Linked DNA regions of Homo sapiens: regions 2, 3 and 4 are each linked to region 1. Evidence: chromatin contacts called from ENCODE Hi-C data. All regions are on one chromosome and are shown on one strand. The core of a region is the stretch at or near the end of the contact, and the rest is flanking DNA. Distances in the headings are between cores, read along the strand shown.

Evidence for each region. A loop is a pair of places that touch in the nucleus more often than their neighbours do. Pooled maps may share reads with other maps.
Region 2: a pooled map shows a loop between it and region 1 (2.6-fold over the local background). The contact joins the enhancer-like site here to the promoter of ESYT2 in region 1. A Hi-C loop is called at or near these places in 2 of 50 pooled maps.
Region 3: a pooled map shows a loop between it and region 1 (10-fold over the local background). The contact joins the promoter of RBM33-DT here to the promoter of ESYT2 in region 1. A Hi-C loop is called at or near these places in 6 of 50 pooled maps.
Region 4: a loop to region 1 is called in a pooled map, with 11 times the contacts of the local background. The contact joins the promoter of PAXIP1-DT here to the promoter of ESYT2 in region 1. A Hi-C loop is called at or near these places in 1 of 168 maps with a recorded cell type or tissue (naive thymus-derived CD4-positive, alpha-beta T cell), 1 of 37 single-sample maps with no recorded cell type and 6 of 50 pooled maps.

The regions. Positions count from the first base shown.
Region 1 is chr7:158,826,679-158,833,021 of GRCh38, forward strand. ESYT2 (extended synaptotagmin 2) reads right to left here and starts at 2,831. Exons shown (of 23, transcript NM_001367773.1): 1 at 2,411-2,831. The coding sequence starts at 2,740. RefSeq lists enhancers at 1,605-1,674, 3,685-3,794 and silencers at 1,795-1,994, 2,075-2,124, 2,215-2,404, 2,455-2,554, 2,645-3,374.
Region 2 is chr7:155,749,759-155,756,015 of GRCh38, forward strand. All of the region lies in intron 14 of RBM33 (RNA binding motif protein 33), which reads left to right. Among named protein-coding and RNA genes, the nearest start is that of SHH, 60 kb to the right of the region's middle. RefSeq lists enhancers at 2,920-3,149, 5,164-6,257. Within about 2 kb of position 3,158, at least 2 of the 41 ENCODE cell types and tissues checked have a DNase peak (open chromatin) inside an H3K27ac peak, as active enhancers do.
Region 3 is chr7:155,641,764-155,647,538 of GRCh38, forward strand. It overlaps RBM33-DT (RBM33 divergent transcript), which reads right to left and starts at 2,643. Exons shown (of 3, transcript NR_126344.1): 1 at 2,451-2,643; 2 at 1,705-1,841; 3 at 153-1,207. RBM33 (RNA binding motif protein 33) reads left to right here and starts at 2,898. Exons shown (of 18, transcript NM_053043.3): 1 at 2,898-3,156. The coding sequence starts at 3,114. RefSeq lists an enhancer at 1,837-2,791 and a silencer at 2,716-3,225.
Region 4 is chr7:154,998,101-155,004,682 of GRCh38, forward strand. PAXIP1-DT (PAXIP1 divergent transcript) reads left to right here and starts at 5,333. Exons shown (of 1, transcript NR_028090.1): 1 at 5,333-6,582. PAXIP1 (PAX interacting protein 1) reads right to left here and starts at 5,024. Exons shown (of 21, transcript NM_007349.4): 1 at 4,749-5,024; 2 at 550-684. The coding sequence starts at 4,829. RefSeq lists silencers at 4,165-4,314, 4,485-4,854, 4,885-5,574, 5,595-5,674 and an enhancer at 5,919-6,420.

The DNA.
Region 1 (6,343 bases), core at 1,581-4,080:
GGTGTGGTGGTGTGCGCCTGTAGTCCCAGCTATTCGGGAGGCTGAGGCAGGAGAATGGCTTGAACCCGGGAGGCGGAGGTTGCAGTGAGTTGAGATGGTGCCACTGCACTTCAGCCTGGCAACAGAGCGAGATTCCGTCTCAAAAAAAAAAAAAAAAATTTCAGTTCTTCAATAGGGCAGCAATTTCATCTGTACAGTCTGTGTGGCCGGGCGCGGTGGCTCACGCCTGTAATCCCTGCACTTGGGGAGGCCAAGGCAGGCGGAACACAAGGTCAGGAGTTTGAGACCAGCCTGGCCAACATGGTGAAACCCTGTTTCTACTAAAAATACAAAGATTAGCTGGGCGTGATGGTGCACGCCTGTAATCCCAGCTACTCGGGAGGCTGAGGCAGGAGAATCTTTTGAACCCTGGAGGCGGAGGTTGTAGTGAGCCGAGATCACGCCATTGCACTCCAGCCTGGGCAACAGGGAGAGGCTCTGTCTCAAAAAAAAAAAAAAAAGAAAAGAAAAAGAAAATCTGTGTTTCACAAAGATTTTTAACAAGCAAATTTGATATTAGCCAATAACCAAGTATCTATGAAAGTCAGCATCATCACTTCCTGCAAATTTCAGCACTGATAACATTGCTATGTTATCAATATAACATAGCAATGGATGCTAATGGACTCTGTTTTTAGCTACTTTTTAGTATTATGCATCTTAGTGTAATATAGACACAAAACGTCACTTTAAAGTCCTTTTCCATTTCCAAAGTGCACCTCCTCTGTTCTTAGTTTTCCCCACCTCGGTTCCTCTTAACTTCCTTTTTCTACACACCCCTCGGTTTTTCCCGCCGCTAGCTAAAAGCTGCACCATGCCAGTTACCTTGGTTCTCCAAATATGACTCCCTCATGCTCACCACGCATCGGCAGAACTGTACATTCCCAAGCTCCTTACATTATATTCTTACTCCAGTTGCAATATGACGTCACAAAGTAGCATCTACTACCTTCTTCTTGTCTTGGGCACGCCTCCTTTCTAATTCTTGTTTGCCATCTGTGTCATGCCTTACTTCTCAGGTGTCTCATGACTGGAAACAGGGACTTTTCTCCTCTAAGAGAAAATGACCCTTCCGAAACCCACTGCTGGTCACCTTCACCCCAAAGTTTATATTAAGCCTAATGGAAGAATCATTAAAATCCTTTCTTGCAGTGTGAAACTGTGAAGCCAAGTCATGGCTAAGAAAGAATTAGGGAATGACAAGAAAAAGATTTGAAGCCAACTCTTCGTGTCTATAGTCCATAAATATACGAGGTAGAGAACTGCCGGGTTAAAAATAAAATAATACCATGACTCTTGTTATTGCTGCAACTCTTCCAAAACTTCCTGCCACACACACACACATTCACACTGGATTCAGGTCGATCCCATATAAAAATGCTCAGTCTCACAATTATACTTGCAAAAAAACTGAAACAATCTTTCAATTATCTAATATCTCCACATCTTTCGAGAGACACTTACTGCCCTTGAAATGCGTCAGAAACAACCAAGACACGAGTGCGTCTTCTCCCGGTAGAAGAAAAAGTTAACTTCTCCCCCACCAGCTGTCATTACGTTTTTTAAAAAACAGAGAGAAGGAAAAGCTGAAGCCACCCGGAGCATTTCCAGGCCGGCAGGGCTTTGGGAATGCGCACGAGAATCGCGCTGGGCGCTCTGAGAGCAGAACCGGCCGCTCAGGCCCCTAAGGAGACCCCGCGGGCGGCACCAGGAGGAAGCGCGCGCTCCGGGCAGGGCCGCGGCCGAAGAGGGGGCGCCAAGCCCGGTACCTGCCGCTGGCGCTCGGGGTCTGCAGGCCGGGGGAGGGAAGCGGGCTTTGTGAAGAGGGGTCTCCGAGAAAGCCGCGCGGGACGGCGAGGGGAGGCTTCACGAGGGCAGACGCGCCCCGGACCCGGAGCCTGGGCGGGCGGGGAAGCGGAGAAGGGGACGCCCGACTTGGACGGAGGGAGGGCACGGAGCACTCAGGACTAGGGCGGGAGCGGCGAGCAGCGGGCGGCGGCCCCAGGCGGACAGGTTCGCAGGGAGTGGGCCGGAGGCCGGGGCGGGGCTGGGGTCTGCACTCGCCCTAGCGGGCAGGTCGCCAGCAGGCTGGGAGTCGGGGCCGGGGGGCGGGGCGGGGTCTGCACTCACCTAGGTTGGCAGGTCGCAGGAACCGGCCCGGGGGCCGGGGCTGGGGTCTGCACTCGCCCAGGCGGAAGGGAAGCGCCTGCCTGGACCGGGGTGGGTGGGGGACTACGAAGGCGGGAGCCGGGGCAGGGCTGGGGTCTGCACTCACCCAGGCGGCAGGTCGCGGGGAGGGGAGTGCCTGCCTGGACGAGGGGAGATCGGGACTGGTGGTCAGGGGTCGGGACGGGCAGGGGTCTGCACTCACCCAGGCGGGCAGGTCGCAGGCGCGCACCCCCAGGCGCACGACGCGCTCCTCGTCTTCCAGCAGCGCCAGCGCGCGGCACAGGCGCAGGGCCTTGAGGCCGCGGCTGCGGCGACACCAGGCGAGCAGCGCGAGCGCGAGGAGAACCCAGCTGAAGCTGAGCCCCAGGTAGCCCAGCGCGTACACGGGCAGCAGCAGCGCGAAGCTCCGCGCCAGCTGCGCCAGCAGCCCGGGCAGCTCCACGCTCAGCACGCCCCCGGGGTTCTCAGGCGCCGCGCGGCCCCCAGCCCCGCCGGCGCCCGCCTCCGGGCCCTCGCCCCGGGCGCCGCTCATCGCCCCGCAGTGCCGCGCTGCCCTCCCGGCCGAGGCGGGCTGGGTGCTCGCGCTGATCCCGGGCGGCTCAGCCCCGCGCCAGCGCCCCTCTGAGGGGACGCGGCTCCGCCGCACGCCCGCCTCCGCCCGGGACGGTGGCGTCATCACGCGGGGCGGGAGCGGCGTGGGCCTGGGGCTGGCACGTCACCGGGAGCGGGCGGGGTGGATACTGACGTCATCGCGCGGGGCGGGCCGTGGGCCGGGTCGGAGACTACTGGAGTGGGCCGGGCAGGCGCACGACGTCATCACGCGAGCGTTGTGTCTCGGCTGGCGGGAGCCGGGGACGGGAAAGGAGAGTGCTCGGTGCGTGGGCTGGGCGTGCCTGCGTCCCCTCGAGCCCCACGGGGCACCCTCCCCACTTGCCTGTGGCCTCGGAGCCCGCGGGCGGTTTTGGCTCGGCGTCGCGCCCCGAGGCGGCTTCCGGGTGCGTGGCTGCGCTCGCCGAGGCCCGGGAAGTTGCCGTCGTCAAACCCAAAGGCTGACCGCCTCTGGGAGCTGCTGGCAAACGTGGGGGTGCGCGGCCGCTGAGCGCAGCCGGGGTGGCGGTGGGATGAGAGGGCGGCGTCCCTGTTTGCGGTCATTTTGCGGCCAGGAGGACGGGTGAGAGGGCGCCGCCCGCCGGAGGTCGGACGGGCGCCGCTGGCGGGAGTCCTCCGGTATTTTTCGGTGTGAGGTTGCCTAGCCAGTGTGCAAGGTTGTGGCTTTTGCGGAGTCTCTCGGGACGGTCTTGTTATCGGGCATTCCGGCGTGAGAACGCTGCCTCTGGGGCCCTTCCCACCCTGCTTGTCAGGGTTTTAAACACAAACGACTCCGTTGTGACCTTGACAACTCTCACACAGTTCAGTTGGCTTTTAAGATGCCTTTAATCCCAAAAGTCCTCCCTGAGGGGTCTGGTAGTGCCGGGCAAAGACCACCGCAAGCGCCCAAGGGACGCTGTTGACACTCGGGAACTCCACCCCGGGCACCACGCAGCTTCGCCGAAGGTGTTAATATTGTGGCCAACTATGAATAGCTGTTTCAAACGACTAATTTTGGGCCTTTCCTGTGATTCCTGAGGTCACTTTTCAGTTAACTCAAAAACACAACTATTGATCACTTTACTTTCCAGTGAATTCAATCGAGTTAATTATATTTGTTCTGTAGTTTCTTTCAAGGAAACTCCAAGCCAAACAGTAGCAAAGAACATCCTACTTGACTGTTTTTGAGCATATTCAGTGAATTCCAAGGAAATTTTTACTGAATTTGTAACAGAGTAGGGCACTGGCAGGTACTGAATGAATAAACAAATGCCCAGAAGAAGCAGGGTCACCTTTACATAGGAATCTGTCTCCCCTCGTTCCTGCGTCTTCATAATTTTGTGTGCATATGTATGTGGAGATTATATCACATATGTAAAACATTGCAGAGTCTAAACTCTCAACTCCAGGCAAGGGCAGTAAACCCCAAGCAAGGAATGGAAGTGGTTTCCCTTTTCTTACTCTTCACAGTCCCTGGTTTGCTGCAGCAACAAATTATATTATGTAGATTGTAAATATGCAACCGGTTAATGCTCCTAACACCACCTTTCATTCAAAACTAAGCCTCAACACAAAAGCAAGTAATTGCTTTGTTGACACAGAAAGGAGCCTGAGCCTTTCTTTTGCAGCTTTCCTCTACTGGAAAATTGTAGGATCACATCCTACAAAGACTTGCATAAACATAAGCCACGTAAAAAATTCTGTAATCCCAGCACTTTGGGAGGCCGAGGAGGGCAGATCACGAGGTCAGGAGATCAAGACCATCCTGGCCAACATGGTGAAACCCCGTCTCTACTAAAAATAACAAAAAATTAGCCGCGCATGGCGGCGCGCACCTGGAGTCCCAGCTACTCGGGAGGCTGAGGCAGGAGAATTACTTGAACCCGGGAGGCGGAGGTTGCAGTGAGTCGAGATCGCACCACTGCACTCCAGCCTGGGCGACAGAGCAAGACTACGTCTCAAGAAAAAAAAAAAAATCCTGTGCCATGTGCCATCCAGTGGTTGACCCAAGGATGTAAACTAGATTGAAGAGAAGTTTCCATGTTGCATACCAGTCAGCCCAAGTGTCCTCAGCTTCCCTCTGTGTGAGCCCCGGGTTTCCAGCCCCTCCCTGTGGTTAATTGCCTGCAGAAAGCAGATCCTAAGGCTCTGCCACAGCTCAGTCTTACAGGTGTCTGGTCTGACTGCAGGTCCAGCTCGGCTCTTAGATTTTTGCTAATATTATACCCCTCAATCTCCTGTGACCTTTCATGACCCCTCCATCCTTTCCTTCTTGTAGACAAGGAGAAGTGCTGCTTTCTCTGGAGTGTCATTCCGAGTGCTCCGGTGCACAGCTGCGAAGTTCCAGCCTTCCTGGTTTCAGAGGAAAGTGCTATCTTGTGCTTAGGTTCAACTCTTCCTGCTTTTGGGTCCTCCCCCACACCTCTAAATACGTCTCGTTATGGAGGGTGGGAGCACGTGCTCTGCATCTCTTCAATTTGGAGGTTATACCAGCAAATTAAATATACTGGGGACAGTGAAAGCCAGGTTTCTTGCTGTTGGAGAAGGTAAAAACATGGAAGAGGGAAGGCTAAAAAGAACACTGAGGGATTGGATTGGAACTGGAAGTGGTAGTATGAACTCATTTTTTTAAAATATGTATATACAGATAGATATAAAGATAGCTGTATGTGTGTGCACACATGTGTAGGTATATGTGCATATAAACACAGAAATAGTTTCTAGTTCTGTCTGCTGAGTATCTAGATGCAATGGTACCCCAGTACCAGTGATCACAGCTAGCCCCCAGATCTTATCTTCTAAATAAGGTTTTCCAACAAAAGGAATCAGGGCTCTTTGGAGAAATGGTTAATTTCAGGGCTGGAGTGGAAGTACAAGATGATCCTGGAATAATTTTGTTGTTCAAGGAAGTGAAGAAGTGCTCAAAGATTGACAGGAGATCAAAGGACATGGAAAGTAGTTGGAGGGAGTTCTTGCTGGCGAAATCTAGGACAATTTGAGCAACAAAACAAAGAATGATATTGGCAGATTACCACTGAGTGAGCAAAATAGAAACGCATGAGTTGAGTCCACACTGATGTAGATCAACAAACCAGTGATGAATGCAGGGAAAATAATAGTGGAGAAGGGGAGGTTCTTCTTTACAGTAGAATGTGAACTCATAAATGGAGAAGGAATTATGAGAATGGAAATAACCATTTACCAATCACTGTAGTGGGGTTGTTGCAGGAGTGAGAATGGAAATAACCATTTACCAATCACTGTAGTGGGGTTGTTGCAGGAGTGAGCTATCAATGGAGGCTCAGGGTGGTAGGTGGAGATTTGATGAGGAATGAGAATGGACATCTTTCTTCAGCATACTTTTCCATTACAAAGAGGAAAATTGAGACTTTCTGGTGGGAAACACCAGCAGACACCAGCGTGGCCAGGTAATGAGACACCTGTCACCAGTGGAGAAAAGTTGAAACTGAGTCCCCGTGCACTGTGCTGAGAAGAGCACAGCAGCACGCCTGACACTTTTCTGCCAGAAACCACAGCCTCAGTCTAG
Region 2 (6,257 bases), core at 1,908-4,407, 3.1 Mb before region 1:
GGGTTCCATCATCCCGGTTCCAGAACCTGGGCTGCTGGCCCAGGAAAGGGAGTGCATATTGTGTCCTGGTTAAGAATAGCCATCACTTGCTATGTGCTGTGTGAGTCTATCCTTGAACATTTCTGTGTGAATCAAATTAAGTCACATTTTGCATTTAAAACTTTGAAGGGAAATATTAGGGGAATTTGAAATGGAAAGAGATCTTTTGTTATGAGGCTAATCAATTTCTGTGTACGTGAATTTCCATTTTTTTCCCACTCATTTTACTGTCTGGATTTGCTAGGTGAGATTACAAAAGGAACAAATTAATGCTGCTTATAAGTAGTGTTAGCAGCAAATACTGCTAAAATTTTATGTGCCTTCCTGACTATTAAGTAAATAGTTCATCTGTAGAATTATATTTCATGGAATGGTTCTCTTTTAATTACTTAGAATATAGAAATATTCTCCATTTGCCCATTTCTCAGAAAGCTATTTTTCAGTGTTTAAGAAACCAAAAGAACAACCTTGTTACATTATAATTTTGTTCATAACCTATACATAATTCCCAGAAAAACAATTCAAGTAATAACAGCAAATATAAAAAGTATAAAATATTTACTTAGTGTAAACTTATATAGTCATCTAAAACCAGTCTGTGTGATTAAACACAGGAAAAAGGAATTAGAACAAACAAGTGCCAGGGGAAATTCTTTGCCTTAGGCGGTCAGTTTCTGTCTTCCTATTTAGGGAGAATGGTATAGTCTTTGAAGTGTTTGCATCTTGGTTTTCATTTTGCATCTCTGTAACCTTGGTTGCCTGGCCTCAATGAATCCCAGTTTCCTCATCAGTACAATGAGAACCAACTCTCCTCCCAGGATCCTTGTAAGGATTAAACGTCATAATCATGTAAAGTTAGTGGTACAGTGCTTGAGTATGTGATAATAACTCAATAAATGTTACCACCCTTTTAGTTGAAGGAAAAAGAAAATGGTTTTTTTTTTTTTTGGAGTGGCTGTTTATATTGATCTTTAAGAAAATGAAAGCAAATACCAATTCAGCTGCTTTATTCTAATCAAGTTAATGAAAATTTTAAGAATTTGGCAGCAAATTAAGTAAACAGTCCTTTATTCTGTTGGCCACACAGAGAAATGGGAGCAGCACAGAATGCCCCCGCAGGAAAGCCAGCTGTCCAATTGTGATGCTCTTGTATTTTATTTTTAAAAGGCTGTCAAAATGCTGCATGCCGAAGGTCCCAGTTTATTTGTGGGATCATGCATTTATGGCTTTGGACTGCATTTGTAAATTTCTTCCCTTCCTACCTTCTCAAAAGTTACTCCCACTTTTGGAATGATATGTATATACCTGATCCGTTTTGTGGAGCTTGGGGAGGTGGGAAAGGGAATGTTTTAATATAATTTTAGTTTTAAGAACAGTAGGAGAAACTCTCATACGTTCTTTATCAGATTCACCAGTTGTTTACATTTTGTCAAGTTTGCTTTATCCTGGTCTGTCTTTTTGTTCATTTGCATGCACAAAAACCTTCTTTCCCAAACCTTTGAGAGTAGGTTGGAGACATGGTGTGTTATGATTCAGCACACAGATACTCTCTTACAAAACCATATTTGTACATTATCAAAAATAAAAATTGTTGTGCACTGATACTATCATCTTATCCATAGTACATATTCAGATTTTATTCACTGGACCAATTATGTCCTCTGTAGCTAACCCCCACCTTTCAGGGTCCAGCCAGGATCATGCATTATATTCATAGTGTCCCCTAAATCTGCTGTTTCTTGCCCTTGACCTTTTGAAAGAGCAGAGGGAATGCCCTTCAATTTGGGTTATTTTATGATTCATCCTGATCGGTTTCAGGTTGTCCATATTTGGCAGGAACACCCCAGAGGGGATATCGGGTCCTTCTTAGTGCATTCAGTTGGGAGGTTTGTCCAATATTGACAAGATTAACTTTGATGGGGCGGCGGGTGGGTAAAAGTGATGTTTGCCAAGTCTCTCCTCTGTAATGTTACAGTTTTACCCTTTGTAATTAGTAAAGTAATTTATAGGAAGATACTTTGAGACGATTGGGACTATGTAAATATCCCATTTCTGATCAAATTTTCACTATTGTTAGCAGGCACTGAAGTTTTTCTAATGCCAACACTCCTGTATTTGTTAGCTGTCATGCTCCTGCTGTGATAATTTACACTTCTCCTTCATCTATTTGTTCATTTATTTATGTCAGTGTGGGTGTATGAATTGTTACTTTATGCAATGAACTGTCACTGTCATTATTTATGTTGATTTTAGAATTGTACCAGATTGACCAGTGAGAGCCCCTTTAAACTGGTTTCTGTGTCCTTTGATTTGTTGCCATTACTCTTGGAACATGTCCTCACTTTCTGGTGCAAGAAGATGTTCGAGCTCACCTTGTTCTTTCTCTGTATGGGCTCTGGAATTGGTCCTGCTTCTTGGAAGCTCCAGGTCCTTAGAGTGGAGATCTGGGAGCCAGTTGTGCCCACTGCTTTTGTCTGTCCTGTCTTCTGGGCCCGCTCAGCACATTTTTGATTCTTCTACAGTGAGTTGCAAAGAAAGGAAAATGGCTCATACAGATACTGCTTTTGTACTGTATTTTTTGAAATAGGTCATTGGTGGGAATTAGGAAGTAATTTTTGCTATTTTGATTTCATTTTTTGAATTATTGTAGTTGATAGTTCTAAGAATTAAACATTACTATTTAGATATTTAAAGTGAGTCCCTCATCCTCTATAAACCCAAACAAAAGATTGACAGTCATTATTTGCAAATTTTGTTGAGGTTCTAACCTAAGTGTTGATACATGGAAAGGCATGAGACACAGCTGAGCACTGAGTTGAGAGCTGGGCAGAAACGTGCATCACATGCTTCTGAGGCCGCCCATCGCCCTGTGAGAACCACTGGTCTAAGAACCCATGGAAATTCCTCAGCACTTCGGTTGGGGTTAGAATTTGCTACTGTCACTCCTGCTCCTTCTCTGGAGGTGCCATGTTTCATGCCTCTGGCCCACTTATTACTTTGGATGCAGCTCAAGTGGGTCGTCTTCTGGGACGCCTCCCTGGATGGCCGCTCCCACGCACACTGGTTCGTCCTTTCTTTGTTCCTCTTCTGCAGCCCGATCTTCTCATCTGACCGTGTGTTTTCAGAGCCGGCTCCTGATGTTACTGCTACTTACCTGAGTGGGGTTTTGGTCTTTTTTTGTGTGTCCAGGATGTAAGGCAGTTTCAGGTACATTATAAATGTTTAAGATATTTAAATACTGTGTTAAAAATGGCAACATGGCTTGCACTCTCTTACTGAAGCATAGCAAAGGAGGAATTAGCAGTGTTCTTACCCCTTTCCCCAGTACTTCTGATGATAAAAGTAGTAGTTGTTTCTGTTGACATTTAGATGATACCAGTAAGTAAGCAAAATTTGGAAAAAGACAAAAAGCATGAATCATTACTAATTCTTCTGGGCATTATTTCCTGCAAAAATTTATTATTGCCTCCTGAAAGTCCTCCTTTCTAGATTTGCAAAATGGGATATTTCACATCCTGTTTTGCTGCTGTTTGAATTGTGTTAAGTGGCAAATCTGCAGTGGTAACTTGTTTGTGGTGAAGACCCATGCAAAGGCAGAGCCTCCACCTTGTGAGTGTCATTCAGGGGAACCCACGTTTTTTAGCCTCTAAGGTCCCGGACAGGAGGATGCCGCTGTTCTGGTCGCTTGATTTCTGGCAGAAGGTGACTTCCTAGGATGATCTCTGGCAGCGCCTGGGAGTGGATGAGTAGCAGAGCTAAGGAGGAGCTGAGAGGGGCCAGATAGAAGCGACTCAGAAGTAGGGTTCCCAGTCTGAACTTGCCCATGAGAAGGGCAGAGCTGCAGGTGGATTTCCAACAGGCCAGTTCTGGGAAGACTAGGCAGGAAGGGAGACTGAGTGTAAATGGCTTTTGACACAGAGGTGGGGGCCACGAGAGATGCACATTCAGGTGCTTGGGGCAGGGGAGGAGCGTGGAGGCGCGGGGCAGGCACCTCATGCCTGCCAAGTTGGCTGGGTGGAGTTTGACCTCATTTGTTTAAAGGTGCTAATGAGTGGTAAAATGGCCAACAGGCAAATAGCAAAAGAGTGAAAGAAAAATAGGGCATACAGAATCCTGATTAATCACTTATTTGATAAGACGTACAGTCTAGCATCTTCCTTTTGGAGGAGAAACAGTTGTGCATGAATACTTGTTTTTAAGAGCTTTGAAATGTCTTAGTGTGGGCAGAATTGATAATTTCCAAGGAGACTACTTTTTAAGCATTCTTAATCATGTGGCCTCTAAACATGGCAAGATAGACCATTGGTCATTAGAGGACATAAATCATTTTGAACACATAAGAATTTCCATACTCATTAATTTATGATTTTTTTAGGGGTATGATGTTAGGGAGTAAAATTAGCAGGTGAGTCAGAAATAATTCACCTTCAGCTAGGAATCAGGATTAGCTCACTCACCCACCCCAGCCAGAAGGGGAATCTGCTTTCTTCAATGTCTTAGGTAACTTCCCTCCCCTAACTTTCAACAGCCTACCCAGGTAGGATCCTGGTCACCTGTTCTGCAGAACTTGCTCAGTGCTACAGAGCAGGTCCTTTGGAGCCACTCTTCCAGGGCAGGGTGGAAGGGCCACTTTTCAGAGCCTGGGGCTGCACCCCTCTGTGAGGGACTGTGTGGCTGGAAGAGCTAGACTTCACACCCTGCCTCATAAGCCACAGCATCTGGAGGTGCCTGGCTTACTTTAGTAATCCTTTACTTTTTAGACTGGTAGATTTGTGCTGTCGAAATTGGAGAATCCTGGGGTATGAGATCCCCTCAGAGGCTCAAGGCTTTGGTTTGTTCCTTCAAAGGTCAGCTAATCTTGCTTTTTAAAGATCTCCCCAGGCCTAGCTAATGTCAGAAAGGTAGACTGTTAAGAGAGAGAGCAAGCACTTGAATAACTGTGCCACGTTCTCACCATACCGTACTAGAAAGTCAAATGCATGTGCTAAGAGAACCCTTTTCTTTCATGAAGCTTGGTAGTTAGGAGGTCTGTCCAACCTGGTCTCTCTAACCTTACGGATTTGGTTTTAATTCTGCCTGTGTAGACCTAGTTCCAGATAGGCAGTATTTTAGATGTAAGTGCTCCCCATGTTTTGCATGCTTACTATTTCATGAGGATAATTCATTGCAGAGAAGAAAGAGAATGTGAGCCTGTTTATTAATATTTTCTTTTACCCCCTCTTCTTTAATCCAGTAGTCTTCAGAGAAAAAAATGAGAAGCCCTAAATGTATTTATATTTAGAAACTTCGTACAGCATGCATATCATTTATTGTCCACATTTTGAGTGAGCTTTATAAAGATTACAGGGATAGGCCCAGCATTGTTGTAGTTAATAGAAACCTGTTCAGTGAGGTCTCTGGACTGTAAGATCAGCAACATTGGCGGTGACAGTGAAGTATGGCCTTATCGAAAGGAGAATTCATAAGAGGCTGCCCTGGGACACTACACCCCTGTCCTTCTGTGTGTCCTGACAATGTTATCTGTCCTCTCAGTATGGAGTATCAAATGTCTGTCATGAGTACAGAAATTAATTTAATGTCACCTGAAGACATGCAATTAATCTTTTAGAGGTTTTCATAATACCTTTACAGAAAGAGTTGCCAGTTTGGCGGATTTGGATTTTGGGGTTTAGAAGAAGATAAGGAAAATTAATTTTTCATCAGGGTTAATACAAGTTAGCAGGGCCACAAAGGCTGAGAAAAATGGTTGGGGAATTTGTCAAGTGTTGTCACTCTAGAATAATGCTGCTTAGCGTCTGATAGGTATAATCAAGAGTTGAGATTTCTATAGAGGGGGTTAATCAATTTGCTTGCTAGTGAATGCAAGTCAGTGATAGCACTTCTTCATGGGGTTTAAGAGTGAAAATAAGATTTGATCTGTCAAATTGCAGGAAGCCCTGACAATATCAGTAGGTGTTTTTATCTATGCATTTAAACGATTTGTTATAAATAAATTTGTCCTGCTAATGTTGGGGGCTACAGACCTCTTTTTTTTTGTAATGATTAAGCTGATAAAAAGTATTCCCTAAGCTTACTTAATTCAAATAGTGCCTTTTATAAATATACAAAAAAAACTAGTCTAAAAAGCGATTTTTATAGCATTAAAAGATAATCATTTGTGGGAAAAAAATGTTTCTGGTTTGACCAGAGATGACAAAACTTCTTTTCTCTCTCATGTG
Region 3 (5,775 bases), core at 1,393-3,892, 3.2 Mb before region 1:
GAGCCACTGTGCCCAGCGTTTTGCTTCCTTCTTGATCCTTTGGAAACATTATTCCTAAAACCTAGCAATACAACAAAAAATGTTTTCCACAGAATCTGTTTTGTTGGAGGAGGGGAACAGAATTTCCAGTTCATCATTACTGAGACGAGAAAGACTTCTATATTCGCTTTATTTACAAAAAAGCAAAGCTTGCTTTTAAGATTTTCAGTAGGATATGTATGAAACTGCAGCGCTCACTAGGTAGTCTTCTTAGGTTTAACCCCTGACACTCATATAATGCCACGCCTGGCAGCAGCTCCACTTTGGAGGACTGAGGAGAAGAAACACACTTCACTGCGGTACAGGCATGGAAGAGCTCTACTCTTTGGCCCAAATGCAATTCAGGAGCAAACCATTATGGGTGGGGGCTTGGCTTGGAAGTCCTTGACCGGCGGGAAACCAGTTCCCTGAGTTTGTCTTTTAGATTCCCACATTCAGTTAAGACAGTAACAGAGGCTAAAGGTATGGCTTCCCACTAGGTGTTTTAAGATTATTCAGTACTTTCAAGCCAGAGGCAGTCTACATGTCAGAGGTCATTTTTACCATGAGCAATGTTTTATTTATTTATTTGGAGATGGAGTTTCACTCTTGTCACCTAGGCTGGAGTGTAGTGGTGTGATCTCGGCTCACTGCAACCTCCACCTCCTGAGTTCAAGTGATTCTTGTGCCTCAGCCTCCCAGGTAGCTGGGATTACATGCATGTGCCACCACACCCAGCTAATTTTTGTATTTTTAGTAGGGATGGGGTTTTGCCATGTGGGCCAGGCTGGTCTTGAACTCCTGACCTCAGGTGATCCACCTGTCTTGGCCTCCCAAAGTGTTGGGATTACAGGCGTGAGCCACCGCGCCTGGCCTACAACCAATGTTGTTTTATACCACAATGAACACTCTGCCTTCATAAGGTTTCTATGACAAGTTAAAGTTAACACAAAGTGAAGTTTGTTCATAGATAAGGACAAGGGGTTGGTTAAATCTTTACTCACAGTAATTTACCAAGAACTTCAAATACTGGGTGTCCACGCTAAAAAATTTTTCCAGTGGGTGTTTGATCAAAAAATTTTATAGACTCTTGTTCTAGAGAAATTCAGTTTCAAGTGGCTTATGAGATTGTTTCATCTGTTAATTTGGTTTTTTGTGGAATTCTTCTGAAGATCACCACTGAATTATCCTGAAAAATATTTTCTGAGTTAGGCATGCCATCCTCCACAGTTCAAAAAATAATGAAAGGTGATAAAGAGTTCAAGCCATTTAAATATGGATGTATTAACGTGCTTTTTAATAGAGACCATTTTTCAATGAGTTGCTTGCAAAACATTTTTTTTGGGGAGTGAGTTCTCACAGTTGAATAATTTTTTTGTTTTTTTTTGAGACAGAATCTCGCTCTGTCACCCAGGCTGGATTGCCGTGGCGCAATCTCGGCTCACTGCAACCTCCGCCTCCTCGATTCAAGCAATTCTCCTGCCTCAGCCTCCTGAGTAGCTGGGATTACAGGCGCGTGCCACCACGCCCAACTAATTTTTGTATTTTTAGTAGAGACGGGGTTTCACCATGTTGGTCAGGCTGGTCTCAAACTCCTGACCTCGTGATCCACCCACCTCAGCCTCCCAAAGTGGTGGGATTACAGGCGTGAGCCACCGCGCCCGGCCAGCATTTTATTATACGTACCGTTTTATCATCTCTTCACCCATCCACCAATGCATCTCCTGTATGGACGTCTTGATTGTTAACTCACGGCACTGGACCTCCAGTTTCATGCCTCTCCACATTGCAGGGTCCTCTACGTTGTTGTATCAGTCACCTTTCTAAAATACAAATCTTACCATGTAAATTGTTTCTAAAATCTTTCAATAGACCCCATAGACTCAGAAAAACGTCCCAAAGTCCGGAATCCTGGCCCCTGCCTACCTTTCCAGTTTCATTGCTGGGTCAGAACGCCTCACCTAAGCCCCACATTGACCGATATGGAATCAATGTTTACAGCCGGTGTGTACTTAATCAACCCCCTTCCCCGACTGCGACCACTCAGATGCGCCTTCCCGGGCCCCACACCCCAAAACCCCTGAGCCCTTTCGTCCACAGCTGTCTGACCACCCAGCACCCTTTCCTTTATGTCAAGTATGAGGATTTCGTTTCTTAACCTTTCTCACTGCTCAAAATGCAAACTCAGACATGAGTGCCGGGCGCTATCCGTCCTGCTCACGTCTTGTTCTCAGGGCCGCAAGGCGCAGGGGCAGTAAGGGCCGAGAGCCCATCAGGGTCCGGCGCTGCCCGCTGCCCAGCCGGGCGCGGAGAAGGGGACGGGGGTCCGGGGTCGCGGGTCCGGAGGGTCTCGGGTTGTAGGAAGTGAGGGCTCGCGGGCGCCGCACGAGTGCGCGTGCACGTTAGCCCGGCGCGCGCGGCACTCATCTCACCTCGCGGAAGCACCTGCCGGAGCTGTGTGCACCCTTTCCTGCCCTCAACACAAGCCGTCGGCGTTCACTACTGTAGCTCATTCAGACCCCACTCTCCAACCTACTGTCCAGGCACAGAAACGACAGTTAAGGTTCCCCCGGACCGTACGCTGGACCTTGCCTCCCCGGCTCCTAACGGGAGACGGGCTGCCGTAAAGCTTCGCTTTGCCGACTGCTGCAAAGCGCCTTACGACTGAACCCGGAATCGACCTATGGCCAGCAGTCGTCCCCGCCCTGCTTCAAACATTTGGGTTTCAGGAGCCGGGCGGAGGTGACTGCCGCGTGTTTGCGTTGCACGCCCACCGCCCGAAACACGGCGGCGGCCTCAGGGCTGCTGCGGCCTCGGCGGGGGCAGGCCCCGGCGCCCGCCCGCCTCCCGGCCTCCATCATCCCAGGGTGCACCGCGGCGGGCGCGGGCGCGCGGCCATGTTGCGGTAGTTTGTTGTTTTCTTCCTGCGGAGGCGAAGGGCCAGCTGTGGACCGCGAAGCGCCCGGCTTCGCCTCTGCCTCCTGCAGCCCCCTCCCTTCTCTGTCCTCCGTCACCCGTACCCGGGCCCGGACCAGGCACGTCGGCCCACCAGCTGGCTTGGTGGGGGAGGCTGAAGGCCGGGCCCCGCGAGTGCCATGGCGGCCGCCCTGGGAGCGAGCGGAGGAGCAGGCGCCGGAGGTACGTGAGGCAGCCGGACTCTGGGGGCCAGGACCGCGCCGCGGTGGGCGGGGGTGTAGGCCGGGGGGCCTCCCCGCTTAGGAGAGGACGAGGCTCTCCCCGGCTCCGACTCTCTTTGTGTTCGGCCTATTCCGTTTTCTCCCTCGCCTTCCCTCGCTATTGTCATTCTCCCTTTCTCGCTCCTCCTCTCCGCTGTGCAGATCGTACTTACCTGTGAACTTCTGTGTGTCCTCTACTTTGCAAGGCTGCCTAAGTGTCAGGCCCATCTCTGGCGTTGGCGGGCATTAAGTGCCGAAGCCGGCCTGGTGTCCTATGGGTAGGAGAGCGCCCCCCCCACCCCCCGAGACAGTGTCACTTAGGGAGAGCGGGGCAGGTCGCTGTAGGGTGGGTGTTTAAGATTGTGGGGCCATCCTGACAGATTTAGATTGATTTGAAGCCCATTACAAAAACATAACGAAAAGATTCACCTGTGTGAAGGAATGTGCGACAGTAGGCCAGTTTGGAAAGTGAGATTTCTTGAGAAAGTCTCAATAAATCCCTGTTTTAAATTAACTTATTTGTTGTCTAATAACCTGTTAGTGTTTTATGTGCGTCTTCCAAAAGTGAAAACGTGACACAAAAGGTTTAGATACTGAGTCAGTTCCTTTGGATAGTTTTTCTTGTTTGCAAGCATAAACAGTATTGATGAAACACCTATCTCTAAAAAATTGTAGGTAAATTACTTTCAGGTAAAATTACATATCACTGGGGGTTTTAAAAACGTGGAGAGATACTTGAAAGTGACTTTTTAAGTGATTATTTTGAAAACTTTGAAAAGATGGTAAAATATGGATAACAAAAGCATTTGGGATTAGTTCTTACCATTGAAACGTTGAAAAGCCAGTCTAGTGTATACTCGAGAAGTATTTTTTAGTAAATGCTAGCAGATGGTTACGTTGTTATCATCCTGTTTAGGAATTTTGGCCCAACTGTCAAAACGTTTGCCTGACAAAATGGAAAAACAAAAAAGACTAAGTGTAGGAATGTCGCTTCTGGCAATTTGGTTTGCTATATGCCACTTTTCTTTCAGTTTAAATACATGATGTTTGCGTGTTACATCTGAGACTAATTAAAATTTTAAAATGTATAGTTCACCTATCTTTCTGGGGGTCAGAATTACTTGTTTTATAGCATTCCCAGTGTAACCTGGGAACTCTTGGGTGAACACTCTTTTCATTAGAAAGACTAAGGTGTTATTTGTATTTTTTCTCTTTTCTTTCAGTAGTGTACAGTGGAGTTTTCTAGAGGCTGAATAACATGTGAAGACGTTATGCTGATGGCTAATGGAATATATGCTTGTGTATTCTTTTACGTTTCTCATTTTAAATTTCTAAAATAGTAATATCACTGAATGTAATCCAGATAAACAGGCATTTTTGGGTCTTCAATAATTTTGAGGTCAGAAGTTTTGAGAATTGCTATTTTAGAAGAATAAGTAGGCTTTATTCATGATGCTTTGGAGTTTTTCCTTCCATTTTGTCACAAGTGCCAAAGTTTCCTTTGCTCTTCATACCAAACTCCTTGCCAAGATTTGTGAGTTCTGTATGACTTGGTCCCTGCCTACCCCACCAGCATGTTGTGTGATTGCTTCCTTTATCCTGGAAGTTCATCGCATGGACTGCTCCTGTACCCGCTCTTGCCAGGGCTGACTCCTGATCCAGTGGATCTCACGCTTTTAAGGGAGGCTTTCCTTGAGAATTCATTGTATCTGAGGAATGTATGTCCGTTGCTCTTGTGCCTCTCTTGTCTTCATTCTCTAGCACCTTTGTTTGTTTTCTTCAGAACGTTTATCTTAATTTGTAATTTTCTTCAGTTTTTACTTGTTTTTTAAATCTGCCTCCCACAGTAGCCTGTAAACCTCATGAGGACAAAAATGCTACCTGTTTTACCATGCGTTCCACGTGTTCCTGGCACATAGCATGTGTTCAACAAACATTTGGTGAATGAATTAAAGGATGAAATGTTTTCTTTACGAATAGGAAATAATATAATTGTATGCTAAGTTATGTTAGTCATTTCCACGTGATTTACCTGTGTAACTGATTAAATCATGTTAGCTTGGAGAAATATTTACATTGGTAATACCTTATTGAGCTATCGATAGCTTATTTGGCAGCTCAGTTTAGCATATTGTCTAGCACAGTGACTTTCAAACTTCTTAAAATGGCAGCCACAGAAATGTGATTGACATTGTGATTTAGTACATACATAAAAGTTAAAAAAAATTTCATGAACAATACTGGTCCATACTATGCCATGCACTCTAATGTTTTCTATTTCATTACAGTAAAATGCTGGTTGTGACCTGGATTAATTTCACAACCTACAAAATGTTCGAGATTGTCAGTTTGAAAATCACTGGTCTCTTGTATAGTAAGTGGTTAGTATTTATTGAATAAAATAGGTCTTGGCTATCCACAATCTGGATAGCCAAAATGGGTACCACAAAGTGTCTATAGGAGTGTTTGCTTATTTTTTACTTTTTTTTTTGAGACAGGGTCTTGCTGTGTTGCCCAGACTGGAGTGCAGTCGTATAATCATGGCTAATTGCAGCCTTGGACTCCTGGGCTCAGTTGATTC
Region 4 (6,582 bases), core at 4,083-6,582, 3.8 Mb before region 1:
TTACGACATACAGAAGCCATGCTCTACCTTGGTTTAGCTGAAAGGACCTGAAGCTAAGGGAAGTTACTCAGACGTTAAAGATGTCCACAGTTATCTGGCAACTTTCCACACAAAACAGGACTTTAGGGCCAGCACGGTGGCTCATGCCTGTAACCCCAGCACTTTGGGAGGCTGAGGCAGGCGGATCACCTGAGGTCAGGAATTCAAGACAAGCCTGGCCCAACATGTTGAAACCCTGTCTCTACTAGAATACAAAAATTAGCCAGGCGTGGTGGCAGGCACTTGTAATCCCAGCTACTCAGGAGGCTGAGGCATGAGAATCACTTGAACCCGGGAGGCGGAGGTTGCAGTGAGCTGAGATCGTGCCATTGCACTCCAGCCTGGGCAACAGAGCGAGATTCCAGCTCAAAAAAATAAATAAATAAAAAATAAAAATAAAATAAAACAGGACTTTAGCAAAAACCCTGAAAAGAGCTATAGTGAAACTTCAATGTACTGCTTGCAAGATACTGAGGAAAAGATATAAAACAAATTATGTTTACTACTGACCTTTACAACAGGTAAGTCAAAGACTTCCCGAGCTTCTCCCACCTCTGGATTGTCCCCATCCTCTGAGATTATGTGTGAGGCTAGTGCATTGTAGGAAACTTCCTTCGCTTTTCCAGCCTTGAGAAGCTGAATAACCTAAAAAACAAGAAAATCCACACAAATTAAAATGGGCAATACTGTACTGTACTCTTGAATTACAGAAATAATTATTGGGCATAATAGTACTTTTTAATAAAAACACACCATATTCCCCACATAAAAACTAACAGCCTTTTACTCTGAATAATATGCCAATGAAACTTTCGGGGACAATCAAAAGCAGCAAATCTTGATTCACTGACCAAGTCAATGACCAAGTAATGGAGGCTATTGTGAGTCCAGTAGTGGACATGGTCTGTCCTCAAGACAGATGGGCTGGACAAACCAGGAGACAGCACAACCACTGCTGCGGTGGGGCCACGCACATGGTGCTCCTGAGCTTCCAACTTAAAGACTGGGACATGGGGAGTTTCATAATTAGGGAAAGATTCTGGAAGACAAGATATGTGAGCAGAACCCTCATAAACGTCTGGGTGTTAGGCAAAAATCCATACATCGAGGAAGAGGGAGCAGTGTTGAAGGCACTGAACAGGTGAATACAGAGCAGACCGTAAATGGGCTTTCTTACACACTATGCAAAAAAGTCTGTGCTTCATTCTGGGGTATATGCAGGGCCACTGAAGGATTTCACACAGGAAAAGTAGCACAGATTTCATACAAAGATGACAGTCCATGTGAAAAGAAAGGATTGGGTGGGCTGGCTGTGTTTGGTTGGCTAGATGACTAAAGACAAGAGACCTGTTAAGAAACAAGTGCAATAACCCAGGTGAAAGAGGCATCCACTAAAGTGATGTCCTGATGGGCAGAAAGGAGGAAGATGTGAGAGAATCGGCAAGCCTTGGTGTCTGGAAGGGGTATAAGCAAAAGAGCAAAGTCCAGACTGAAATGGTGGTGAGTACCACTCACTGAGGAACACATCAGAAGGCTGGCAGGTGGGGACACAAGGACGTGTTTTAGTTTGGGCATGCCATTCTTTGGGGGTCGTGTTAATATCTGGCAAGAGGCATCCAGTTGCAGCTAGGAAAAGATGTGGATCTCCCTGACAGAAAGTCATCAGCATTGTTACATAGATGGGAGCCACAGCCATGAGCGTGAAGGTGGTCGCAGTGCAGAATGGGAGGGGAGCTAGAGAGCAGACACAGCAACTGATACTTCAGGGACAGGTAGGGAAGTGCAGTATCACAGGAGAGGAGCGTCAACAGAAGCCAAGGAAGTGAGGGTTAAGGAACAGTCGACAGTCAAGTGCTTCAGAAGAGGTGGGCAGTGTCTAAGCTGACAGTGCACACCAACTGTCAAAGTGACATGGTGCCCACAAAGCTCAAGTGACCCACCAGGGCAACGCTCTTCCAGGTCCCCTCTCTGCAGCAGAGAGCTTTCTTCTTTCACTTATTAAACTTTTGCTCCAACCTCAAAAAAAAATAAAGTCACCCACAAGCTAGACAACCTTTTCAGAATACTTTACCGACCACTAATAGATATGAACTAGAGCAGAGGCTCAATATTTAGTAAGTGAAAAAACAGCGGTCACTGGCCATGGGCCACTTTACCTTTCTTCCTTCCCTTGACCTCTAAGCATTTTTAGCTTCACGCATCCATTCGACTGGTCTTCAGAAAAGGCACCCCTCCTTTTCCTATCCTCCAGTCTGTTTCTGATCCTACTCCCTTCTTCATGAGTTTCCCTGTCCATAGCTATGTTCCCTCCACCTGTAAACAGTAAAGTCACCCACATCCTTCCACGCGCTTGTGATGCAACACAGATCCCTCCCCAGCCCTCTCTTCCTCAGGCACCTTCTCTATTTCCTTCTCAGGACAAACTTCCTGAAGAGTCTAACCTTTCTGTTCTCAGTTTCCATTCACTCTTCAACTCCCTGCAATCCAGCCCCTTCCACCAACACTCTACCAAAAACACTTTACTCGGTTTTCACGAACTTTGAGGATGCCAAAACCAATAGCTTCTCTTCAATCTCCACACTACTGAGTATCTTAATAGATTTATCTCATATCACTCTGTTCCAGATATAGTGATCATCCTGATGTATCCCAAACGCATGAATGCCTTCATTCCTCAGCACATACGCTCCACATGAAAATATTCCTTCATGTTCTTAACTTCTGCTTATCTCAAAACCCAACTGAAATGACATCTACTGAGTGACATTTCAGTGGTGTCTACTTTGCACCCCAGTGGAGAAATCTGCTACACCTTGTACTGTGATATGTCCAGGTGTGCTCCCTCCCCCACCAATGAGGGGCGCTAAAGGGCAGGTACCATGTCCTCTTCACCTCTGTATTATACCTGGCACCTAGTCCATGCCTGCCTCATATTAGATGGTCAACATGTGAACTTATAATCCACAGTCATAAGAGTCAGAGAATCAGATGTCCAGGCTCAAAACTTTTCAGAAAATATACTGTTTCAGATGAAAGTGGTTTGCCAAGGACATTTTTAAGCACTTAGATTTGATTCAAAGTCGAGTAAATATGGTTCCAGTTCAACTTGTTCCAGGTTTTAAGTAACATTTGGTTCAAGTCCCCTATAAGAGCCAAAGTCCTAAAATGAAACACGAAGGCTAGGAAGGAGGGGGAAGAGAAAAATGGTGGATAGCAAAAAACAAAAACAAAAAAACAAACAAAAAAAAGAGGGGCGGGGGAATCATCAATACTGGAAAAAGCTAACACTGTTACAGGCACTCATCTTCATCGCTCCGTGTTCAGCAACTGTTTTACTCTGTAAATTCAAAGATAGAAGGCTTTTTTTTTTTTTTTGAGACGGAGTCTAGCTGTTGTTGCCCAGGCTGGAGTGCAGTGGCGCGATCTCGGCTCACTGCAACTTCCACCTCCCAGGTTCCAGCAATTCTCCTGCCTCAGCCTCCCGAGTAGCTGAGACCACAGGCGCCCGCCACCACGCCCGGCTAATTTTTGTATTTTTAGTAGAGATGAGGCTTCACCATGTTGGCCAGGCTGGTCTCGAACTCATGACCTCAGGTGATCCACCCGCCTTGGCCTCCCAAAGTGCTGGGATTACAGGGGTAAACCCGGCCTTGAAGTCTCTTTACCCTAAAGTTACAGGGCAAAAAGGGTCCAAAAAGTTGTTACAAGGACGAACCTCAAGAAGGCCAAGATCACTCAGCCTTCTACAATTCCTTCTACACCATCCAAGTTCATCTGCGAAATATGAGTCTCCGCCCTTCCAGGCCTAACTCTGATCACTGGGGATCCCCATCCTCCAAGGTGGGGGCCACTGATGTCACACCCAAGGCAACACAACTGTACAGCTAAACTTTTAAGAAGGAAATATTTTGAAGATTAACCTGAAGAGGATATTCAACTAAGATGCATTCCTACCACGGACTGATAACTGTGTGACATCAAACAGATATATTATTATAGGAATACTAAGGAAAACCCACAATATCCTTTGGCGTGAGCCCAAACTACACAAAATTAAATGTGTAATGTGATGGTGTTACCAGGGTACCGTAAAATTAATCGTCCAAGTGGGAAAATCAAGGAAGACGAATGCCAGCCCCCACGTGCAGGGACACAGGCTGGAAGGGAGCGCTCCTCAGCCCCGCACAGGACGGCAGCTGCCCGGGTGGCGGAGGCGGCCAAGCCGGTGCACGGCCACGACCCCCGCCGGCCGAGCGAGGCTGGGGTCCCCGCGCGAGCTGCCCCGGCTGGGGATCCCGGCGCCCCTCGTCCGCCCTCGGAGCTGCTCTCCCGGGAGCCGAGACGCCCGGCGCGGGGAATGGGGAGACGCGACCCCGCGCCCGTCCCGCTCAGCAAAGGAGCAGAGAACGAGGCGGCCCGGTGGGTCGGGGGCGGCGACCCCAGGGCCGCAGGCCGGGGGCTCAGGGCGCGCACTAGGGGCCGAGGTACAGAGCCCCAGCCGCCTTCCCTCCCGCACTCCCCCGGGCCCGGGCCTCCCGCGCCCACCCCGCGGTCGCCCCTGCCCTCAGCGCAGTCAGGCCAGCGGCCTCGGCGGACCCGACGCTCTGCGCCCGGCGCGCGCCCGCGGCAGGAGCGGGGACGGGGACGGGGACGGGGACGGACGGGGACGCGGACGGGGGAGGAGGCCGCGGCAGGGGCGGGCGCGGTACCTGCGGGTCGATGTCGCCCACCGCGTAATACTTGACCTCCCTGAACATCTCCTCAGGAACTTTGGGCGCCTGGTCCGACATGATCGCGGCGGCCCGGGAGGCTCCGCGGCGGCGCCCGGCCCCGCCCACCCCCCGCCCCCGGCCCCCGCGGCGCCCGGCGCCCCCACTCGCCCCGCCAACGGCCCTGCCCGCGCAGCCCGGGCCCGGTCCTGCGAATCGGGGTCCGCTCCCCCGCCCTCCGCGCCCCCGCCCGCGCCCGCGCCGAGCGCCCGAAGCGCGGGAGCCGCGCGCGCCCTGCGGGACGCACCATCCCGCCCCGGCCACCGAGGGGGAGCGCCGAGGAGCCGCCCGGCCTCCAGTGACGCCCCGCGCCTCTGCCGCCAGCCACGGCTCCGGGGTAGCTGGCGCCGGCAGCCCGCTCTGGCCCTTGCGGTTCCGTGGCCGCCGCTCTGCAACGAGGGGGCCCCGAGGACGAGGGGAAACCAGCTCCCCCCTCGGCGGGGCCGGAGTGAGCCGGTCCCGGGGAGGAGGGGAGCTGGCAGGCCCCTCCCGTCGCCACATGCGGCTGCTCGGGGGCGGCGCATGCGCGCGGCGGAGGGGGGGGTGGGGCCTTGGGGCCGCGAGTGGGAGCGGGAGCGGTTCTGCGGCCTCCTCGGGCTTCTTGGCCCTGGGCGGAGTGGGATTGGGTGTCCCGGCTGTTCGCAGTGGCCGCGAGTGCGGCCGGACCTGGAGTAGTACCTGAGCCGCTCTGGCCGAGCAAGGCGCGGGGCCCCGGTCTACACCGCGCTGGACCCGGCTATGCCGTGACGGAATTCCCGAGGCCGTAGCGCCACGCGAGACGCGCACTGGTGGCCTCCGCGGCGAGTCCTGGGGTCTCCGCAAGGCCTCAGTGCCCGAGCTGGGGACGTGCTGGGGGGAGGCCCGGCCCCGTCGCTGCCCGAGGCCCCGCTGTCCCGGCCGGACCGGCCTGGTCCCTGGCGTCCTGTCGGGTCCGCGCTGGAGGAGAGTCCCAGACAGCAGAGCCCGCGGTGCAGCTCCAGCCCCGGGAAGCCCCGCGCTCAACAGGTTAATACTACACAGCGGCGATTCTAATGGTCACGCTTTTATTTACAGCTCGCCTCCCTTCCGCCAAGATTCACAGAACACGGCAGAGTGGCCTCGGGATCACCTGCCCAAGACACCTGCACGACCGGAAGTTGGGAGAAGAAATTAAGGCCATGATGATGAACGCAGCCTTTCTCGTTTATTTCCAATCCCACAACAAACCGGAGTCCAGGAACTCATGGGTGATTATCGGACTATTACCTAGTCGTAAAACTGTGGAGCATTGGTGTCTAAAGGAATCTGAGACAGACCCGCAGTGTCTCCCCCACATGCCTTAAGTCACTTCTGCCAAGCAGAAAATCATTTTTAAGTAAATGTTAGTGAAATTGGTTTTAAAAAAGAGAAGGGGCCGGGCGCGGTGGCTCACGCCTGTAATCCTATCCTTTAGGAGGCCGAGGTGGGCGGATTGCCTGAGTTCAGGAGTTCGAGACCAGCCTGGGCGACACGGTGAAACCCCGTCCCTACTAAAATACAAAAAATTAGCCGGGCGTGGCGGCACGCGCCTGTAGTCCCAGCTACTCAGGAGGCTGAGGCAGGAGAATGGCTTGAACTCGGGTGGGGGAGGTTGCAATGAGCCGAGATCGCGCCGCTGCACTCCAGCCTGGGCGACAGAGCGAGACTCTGTCTCTGAAAAAAAACAAAACAAAACGAGAAGGCTTTCAAAATTACTCTGCGGTACACTAATTTAACAGATTAGATCACTTTCCAGGCTTTAAGTTGGCCTTTGTTC